2 separate regions of the Homo sapiens genome follow, and region 2 is linked to region 1. A link is a contact called in ENCODE Hi-C or POLR2A ChIA-PET data. All regions are on one chromosome and are shown on one strand. The core of a region is the stretch at or near the end of the contact, and the rest is flanking DNA. Distances in the headings are between cores, read along the strand shown. Region 1 overlaps RAB7A (RAB7A, member RAS oncogene family). Region 2 overlaps RAB7A (RAB7A, member RAS oncogene family).

Region 1 (4,227 bases), core at 623-3,122:
GCCAGGCTGGTCTTGAACTCCTGACCTCAAGTGATCCACCTGCCTCAGCCTCCCAGAGTGCTGGGATTATAGGCATGAGCCACTGTGCCTGGCCTAAGAAAAATATTTTTAAGAAAACAGAGACAAGGTCTTGCTGTGTTGCCCAGGCTGGTCTCCAACTCCTGGGCTTAAGCAGTCTTCCTGCCTCAGCCTCCCAAAGTGCTGGAGTTACACTTGTGAGCCACTGCGCCCAGCCTATTTTATTTTTTTTATTTTTAGAGTCAGGGTCTTGCTCTGTCACCCAGGCTGGAGTACAGTGGTGCGATTGTAGCTCACTCTAACTTCAAAGTTCTGGGCTCAAGCAGTCTTCTGTCCTTGGCTTCGCAAATCACTGGGATTACAGGTGTGAGCCACCACACCTGGCTAATTTTTAAATTTTTTTGTAGAGGCAGCCTCTCACTATATTGGTTAGGCTGGATTTGAATTTCCGGCCTCAAATGATCTTCCTGCCCTAGCCTGTCAAATTGCTGGGGTTACAGGTGTGAGCCACCACCCCAGTGTTTGTTTTTTTGTTTTTTTTTTTTTTTTGAGACAGAGTCTGGCTCTGTCGCCCAGGCTGGAGTGCAGTGGCGCTATCTCGGCTCACTGCAAGCTCCGCCTTCCAGGTTCACGCCATTCTCCAGCGTCAGACTCCCGAGTAGGTGGGACTACAGGCGCCCGCCACTACGCCCAGCTAATTTTTTTTTGTATTTTTAGTAGAGACGGGGTTTCATCGTGTTAGCCAGGATGGTCTCGGTCTCCTGACCTCGTGATCCGCCCGCCTCGGCCTCCCAAAGTGCTGGGAATTACAGGCGTGAGCCACTGGCCCAGCCTCCTGCGTTTGGTTTTTTAATTCTGCTTGTTTGTAGTGACATTCATCAAGAATGAATGACTTTAAAACAACAACGAAAAATCTTTAGGGATTTTTACTCTTGGGCAAGCATGCTTCTGTCTCTGAGCATTAGTTTTCTCATATATCAGATAAAAGGGTTTGGAGTATATCAATGATATTCTGGTTGTGGACAGAACTCTTGAGGGTTCCTTGAACATGATCCTTTGGTAGCATTGGATTGCTCTCGGCCATCCCACGAATAGCTGTGTTTTATCTGTTTTTTGCTTAAGATTTAACATATGAGTTCATTTGAAATGTTTCTGTTGCCACAAAGAAACAAAATCCCTGGCTCAGAGTTTTAAGGGGACTTACTGTTCTAATGCTACTCACTCAGGCTTTGGTTGAGTAGTAAACAGACTACAGCTTGTTTTTAAGTTCAGTGATCTTCAACTTACAGCCCCTGTGTTTTACAAATGAGTTAAATTAAGATCAGTATCTTCTGTTCAAATTCTTTTTCCAAAGAAATCCAAATGTGCCATAAGCTGATAGGTCTCTGGCCATGAAATATGGTTTCATAGTTACATTGAGATTGTTGAGTAGCTACAGGGAAACTGAGAATTTACATTCTGAGGCAAATGGTTTAACCTAAGAGGAATAAGATTAAGTAAACTGTGTATTAGCTCCTCATAATGTGGCAGGAATTCAGTGTTAGCGGTGGAAAAGCCACAGGAGCTTAATGTGGTAGGTAAGGAAGGTTTATGTTAGTTCCTTTCCCCGATTATCCCAGTTGCTGTGCATTGCCATCTCGGATCAGTTTCTAGCCATGACTACCTAAAAGTTGTCTGAGGGAGGCTGTGCACTGGGTGATCTTGTGAGGCAGGTGGACGTCTATTCTGCCAAGATCTTGTGGGCCCAGTTTGAGAATGGGTTTTAAGTTTTAGTCCTTTTACACTTCCTTTGCAGGAATGTAGCTTTTGAAATAGAAGCAAAGTGTTGTGAAACCTTTGACATTCTGTTCTTTAACACTTCCTCCTCAGCCTGAAGATCTCAGCTTTTGCTTGGGCGTTACAACACCCCATGGTACCTGAACCTCAAGTAAGCTCTGTTAGGTTTTCATATCTGCCCGTGTATGATGGTGACTTTTTTTTTTTCTGAGACGGAGTTTCGCTCTTGTTACCCAGGCTGGAGTGCAGTGGCGCAATCTTGGCTCACTGCAACCTCCGCTTCCTGGGTTCTAGCGACTTCTCCTGTCTCAGCCTCCCAAGTAGCTGGAATTACAGGCATGCACCACCACGCCCGGCTAATTTTGTATTTTTAGTAGAGACGGGGTTTCTCCATATTGGTCAGGCTGGTCTCTAACTCCCGACCTCAGGTGATCTGCCTGCCTCGGCCTCCCAAAGTGCTGGGATTATAGGCGTGAACCACCATGCCCAGCCTCGATGATGACTTATGAGTCAATTTGACTGGTCCTCAGGTGCCCAGATATGTGGCTAAACATTATTCTGGGTGTGCCTGTGAGGGTGTTTCTGGATGAGATTTGGTGGACTGAGTGAAGGTGGCTGCCCTCCCCAGCGTGGGTGAGCTTCATCCACGGGAGGCTGCTTAGAGAAGGAGGCTGAGCAGGAAAGTCTTCTTTCTCCGCCTGACCGTGCTTGAGATGGGACATAGGTGTTCTTTGCCCTCTGGACTCCAGGCTGCAACTAGAGCTTAACTCTGTCAGCTCTCCCGATTCTCAGACCTCCCAACTGCAGGTCATGGGACTTCTCAGCCTACATAATCCTGTGAGCCAATTCCTTGTAATAACTGTCTTTATGTGTAATCTATTGGTTCTGTTTATCTCTGGAGAGCCCAAATACTCCAGCAATAATGGAGTCACTTTTTCCCAGAGATAGGTTTTATCTTGGAGGATTCTTATATTGATCCTTCCCATATCTCTGTTTCAGAAACACTTCCTACAATGTAGAGTGCTAATAGCTGGTTTGTGAGTACCCCTTAGATATACTGGGATGAGCAATAAGGTCAATGCTGTCACCTAACCGTCTGTTGATTGTCAAGCCTTTGTGTGGAAGCAAGGAAATTCATCTAGCAATCATAACAAAGGCAAAGCCTGGAGTGTAAGGTGGTTAGGTTTTTGGCTAGCAAGAGCTGCAGAAAAACAGCCTCTAGCTTAAACTGAGTTATAAACATATGGAACTAGTGTAGGCCTTGAAATCTTTTGTGGTCGAATCCTCTTTGTAGGGGAACCTAGGCAAAATCATGTCATTTCCACTGCCGGTCCCATAGCGACTTCAGTTAAGGTATAGACCTATATAAAGTGTTTTATCCCTTAAAAAGCTTCATCTCCCATTTGCCTGTGGAATCCTCCCTACAACCCTAAGAGGTGGAGAGGAAGCCTTTCTTACAGATAAGGATGGAAATTGTACAGATGCACGAATTTGTTTCTAAAGCTAAGTAGAAACAAGAGTACCAAGAGGTCAGATTTTTCCAGCCCCCAAATCCTTGGCGTAAGTGTATAAAAAGTAAGCACAGCTGTTCTTGAGGTTTCTCAGCCTGTTGCCTCCTCCCCATGTTAAAATTCTGGCCTGTATTCTTCTAAGATAATCTCTGTACCCAGTTGAGGATTCAACATCTAGGTATCCTCTTTGGGAAGCGTTCTTAAAGCCCTCATATAATGGGTTAGATTCCTGATCACCTCTAACCCCTTTTGTGTTGAGAGTTTCTTTTGATTACGAAGTCATACATAGTCATTGTTTTAAAACTTAAAATATGGCAAACCATAGTCAAAGTCCTCTATACCCCCCCATCCCACTCGGAGGAAGAAGTCTTGACTATTCTTATGACATCATACATTTATTGCCATTTTCCTGTCTGCTTATCCAGGGTCTCCTTAAACCAAGCTTGAGGTAGGGAGACTATCTTGGTCATCTTTGCATCTCTAGCAGTTGGGCTGGTGCAGGTGCTTGGGAAATGAATCTGTGTTAAGATCACCAGCCTCTGAACAGGCCTTATGTACCAAGGTCTGTGTCCAGATTGGCATGACCTCTGAGTTAACAGTCCTTTATTTAGATCTTTAAGACTGAGTTCTCTGCCACAGATTTGCCCTCTGGAAAAAGGCACCTCTCCTCTAGAGCAGCAGCTGTCAACCTATAAATCCTGTTTTGAAAATTGGAATTTTAGTTAAATTACAGGGACAGAGTGTGATTGTATACAATTTAATTAACATATTGAAATAGGGATGTGAATAAGACTACTTTAGGCATTACTGAAAAGCAACCGAGCATTTAATGTTTTCATTTATATTTATGCCTGCCAAACTGTGGCACCAGCCCCATCAAGATGTCTGTGGTGCACTTAACTGTGCAGAAGGTGTGGAGCCT
Region 2 (4,227 bases), core at 1-2,500, 41 kb after region 1:
CTGTTACTCACTTTTTTTTTTTTTGTCTCGTTCCAGTCATTCCGAATCATGTGCTGCTCTTACAGACTTGTGTTGGTGGATATGTCTCTGCTTCCAGCAGGGCCTGTATACCCACCTGAAGTCTCCAACTTTTAGCTCAGATCTTTGGAAACTTCTATCTCCATGGCAGTTGTTCTTTCCTATGTGCTTCTAGAGGCAAATACAATTCTAATCCCATTATAGTCCTAGAAAGTACCTGGCAAATAGTGGGGGCTTGCTGAAATGTGTGAATGATGTAGGTTAAAGGTAGAAATTTGTGCACGTGTTGACCTCGAGCCATGGCATGCTCCTAGAGGATCAGGACTCTTAATTGACTCACACTTCTAGGACAGAGCTGGTATGAATCTCTCATCCTCACCTCACCTACACACATACACCTAGAGATCTTCAAAATGTAACTACAGTTTAAGCAAGTCAAGCTTGAGAGTAGAACTGGAAAACCTTGGCCCAAGAAATTGGCAAAGCTTGTGTCTGCAGTTGTTGGAGATTCTCAGTCCCACTCTCCACATGTACAGAAATCTTTGTCTCAAAGGATTTAACATAAATCCCTGTCATTCCTGGCAAAAACAAGGGTAAGACCACTCTGTAGGGACATTTAGTACCGCAGGAGAGAAGATGAGTTCATAACCACATGAGGAAATAATGTACCACAAGAGATGTTCACAATGACTAGAGATGTTCTAAAAAGAAATAGAAACCATAATGGAAAGGGATACTATAAAAAAATGAGGATATGGAAAACTTAGAACTTCAAGAAGTGAAAACATAGTATTGAAATAAGCTAAAGGAACAGTTAAACTGTAGATTAAATGGAGCTGAAAAAAGCAGTAAGCCGTAAGAGCTGAGCAAATTTTCTAAAAGAAGACTTAAAATTGTAGAAGACCGAAAAGCAAAATCTTAAGAGCAACTATAGAAAAAAAAGACATGACTTATAAAGGAACAACAGACTGACAAATTCTCAACAGAAGGCAGAAGGGAGTAGAATTACTTCAGGGAGCTGGGGTAAAGGCCCATCTGAAGATTCTCCATGTGTCACAGCAAGACTCAGACTGCCTTTTGCTGAGGGAAAATAGAACTTCTCCAGCTGAGCTGTGGTTTTGGTAGCCATGTGGGCCAGCGAATTCAGAAATCAGAGTTCGGCCCCTGCTGGGTCGGGGGTTGTCATAACAGTCCCGTCTGTACTACTAAGCTGGGACCTTGGGGCGCTGCACTCTTGAAGTAAACCCCATCAGGAGATCCACAGCGCACTGTGGGCTTCTCAAGAAGCCCAAATTCCAGGAAGGATAAATAAAAAGAATTCTGTGTAAGTCATAATGAAACTAAAAAAGAAAAAGGCTTAAAAATAGACTGAGGAAAACCTGACAAGCACAGCACTGAGGCTGTCAGGTGACTCTTGGCAGTAGCAGCAGAGCCCAGCAGGCAGTGGGGTATGTTGGGAAAGAGACGGGCAGCACAGTGTTCTGTCTCTGCTGAAATAACCCTCCTGAATGAAAGAGTACATCTTTAAGGGCTAGTGGCAGAAGTTCTAAAGGATAACTCCAGGCAGAAAGTGATTTCATGTAGATGAGGAAAGAGTGGAAAAAGATAACAAGTTCCCAAGAGATTGAAGCAAAAGGATGACCCTTGTGCTCTTGCAGCCAGCTTCAGATACTAGAAGTAAATGAAAATCATTGTCTCTGCACAAAGGCGTCATTATCCTGATCTTGAGGAATCCTCATGTGTTTTTCGAGGGCTTTTAGCAGCTTGCAGTAAAACATAATCAAAATAAAACAAGGCACCACAAGAAAGAACCAGTGGAAACTTCCCTGGTAATTCCAGAGTGTTTTTTGTATTTAAAGAAATAAGGAGGATACAGAGTTTCAGTTATATGAGATGAATAAATCCTAGAGATGTGTACAGCATAGTGCCTGTAGTTAACAATACTGTATTGTACACTTAAAAATTTGCATGCTGGATGCGGTGGCTCATGCCTGTAATCCTAGTGCTTTGGGAGGCCAAGAGAGGAGTTTGAGACTAGCCTGGGCAAAATAGCACATTTCATCTCTACAAAAAAATTTTTTGAAAGAATTTACTAAGAGGATCTTATTTTAAGTGTTCTTATCACAAAAAGTAATAATAAGAGGATGGGGGGAACCTTTTGATGAGTAGGTTTGTGGCCTACATTGTAGTGATGGTTTGTGTGCAGCCTTTGTATGTCAGCCATACCTCACTAAAGGGGCTTTGGTTAAAGATAAGATAATCGTTTATCTGCAGGGAAGAAACGAAACAGTTAACATTGATAGGGGGAGAAAATGAAGCACAATCAATGAAATTTGGAAATTCAGAGAATGCTGCTAAATCATAGCAGATTGGCCACACCAGAAAAGGGCTGGAAGAATGAAAGAAAAATGGCAGGAAATATGAAAGAAATAAGTGAAAGTGAGAAGGTTGGACCTACTTTTAATCAGTCTCAGAAGGTGTAAAGAGAGAATAATAGATCAAAGATGATATTTGCTGAGAATTTTCGAGAATTGGTGTGGCACCAATCCACTGACTCAAGAAGCCCAAATTCCAGGAAGGATAAATAAAAAGAATTCTGTGTAAGTCATAATGAAATTAAAAAAAAAAGACTTAAAAATAGACTGAGGAAAACCTGACAAGCACAGCACTGAGGCTGCCAGGTGACTCTTGGCAGTAGCAGCAGAGCCCAGCAGGCAGTGGGGTATGTTGAGAAAGAGATGGGCAGCACAGTGTTCTGTCTCTGCTGAAATAACCCTCCTGAATGAAAGAGTACATCTTTAAGGGCTAGTGGCAGAAGTTCTAAAGGATAACTCCAGGCAGAAAGTGATTTCATGAAGATAGGTCTGAAGGAAGAACACTTCAATAGTATACTTGTATCTATTTTTGGAATCGTGAGTATGTAACTTCCAAAGTAATATGAGGAAACAAAGATCAGAACTGTGTAATCTAATGTGTAGGGAAAGATTAGTGACTGCTGTGTTTCTTGTTTTTTAAAGTTCTCTATACTGTTCAGAAAGAATCTGAAATTGATTAGTATCTTAGATGGAATCAAATAGGCATGACAAATTTCCAGGGAACAGTTTATTGTGAGTTTGTGGTAGTTTAAACAGTGATATTAGTATAGTAATACACAGAGCACAGGAACAGAGGGCACAGGGTGCACCTCTCTGGTAATACATGGAGAGAAGGGTGTTGTAGGGTACATATTTTATTTTATTTTATTTATGTATGTATGTATTTATTTATTTATTTTTGAGATGGAGTCTCACTCTGTCGCCCAGGCTGGAGTGCAGTGGCGTGATCTTGGCTCACTGCAACCTCCGCCTCCTGGGTTCAAGCAATTCTGCCTCAGCCTCCCGAGTAGCTGGGACTACAGGTGTGTGCCACCACGCCCAGCTAATTTTTTGTATTCTTAGTAGAGATGGGGTTTCACCATGTTAGCCAGGATGGTCTTGATCTCTTGACCTCATGATCTGGCCGCCTCAGCCTCCCACGGCGCTGGGATTACAGGCGTGAGCTACCACACCCAGCCTATTTTTTATTTTTTTTGAGACAGGAGTCTCACTGTCGCCCAGGCTGGAGTGCAGTGGCCTGATCTCAGCTCACTGCAACCTCTGCCTCCCCGATTCAGGCAATTCTCCTGCCTCGGCCTCCCAAGTAGCTGGGATTACAGGCGCCTGCCACCACGCTTGGCTAATTTTTTGTATTTATTTTTAGTAGAAACGGGGTTTCACCATGTTGGCCAGGCTGGTCTCGAACTGCCGACCTCAGGTGATCCACCTACCTTGGCCTCCCAAAGTCCTGGGATTACAGGCATGAGCCACTGCGCTCAGCCAGTAGGGTAAATAAGTGGGACCAGGACAGGGCTTTACATTCTAGCTTGGGGGAACCAGAGGATTCAAGACCTGAAGGTGGAAAAAATACAAAGTGAAAACTTAAAAAATGAAAATAGTGAATACTTTTCACCTTTGGCATTTGAAAATACAGAAAGTACAAATCATAAAATGTTGAAGATTGATTAATAGATTACATTAAACATGTAAATAACAAGATTCCCAGACTAACAAGAACAAACCACACAAGCAGGTGACAAAGATGATAATGCCTAATAGTATCCAAGCAGTAGGTAACCTGGTGGATGCTAGAATATAGGGAGTGGAACAGCCTCTGGTTGATGGTAGGAGTGTA

Evidence for each region. A loop is a pair of places that touch in the nucleus more often than their neighbours do. ChIA-PET counts read pairs that join two places held with the same protein, here RNA polymerase II (POLR2A). Pooled maps may share reads with other maps.
Region 2: a map of natural killer cell shows a loop between it and region 1 (2.5-fold over the local background). The contact joins two enhancer-like sites. A Hi-C loop is called at or near these places in 3 of 168 maps with a recorded cell type or tissue (CD4-positive, alpha-beta T cell, astrocyte of the cerebellum and natural killer cell), 1 of 37 single-sample maps with no recorded cell type and 5 of 50 pooled maps. POLR2A ChIA-PET finds 5 or more read pairs at or near these places in 12 of 52 experiments (CD4-positive, alpha-beta T cell, GM10248, H1 and 8 more).

The regions. Positions count from the first base shown.
Region 1 is chr3:128,757,724-128,761,950 of GRCh38, forward strand. All of the region lies in intron 1 of RAB7A (RAB7A, member RAS oncogene family), which reads left to right. Among named protein-coding and RNA genes, the nearest start is that of RAB7A, 34 kb to the left of the region's middle. RefSeq lists an enhancer at 749-1,248. Within about 2 kb of position 1,873, at least 7 of the 41 ENCODE cell types and tissues checked have a DNase peak (open chromatin) inside an H3K27ac peak, as active enhancers do.
Region 2 is chr3:128,799,236-128,803,462 of GRCh38, forward strand. All of the region lies in intron 3 of RAB7A (RAB7A, member RAS oncogene family), which reads left to right. Among named protein-coding and RNA genes, the nearest start is that of MIR12124, 45 kb to the right of the region's middle. Within about 2 kb of position 1,251, at least 9 of the 41 ENCODE cell types and tissues checked have a DNase peak (open chromatin) inside an H3K27ac peak, as active enhancers do.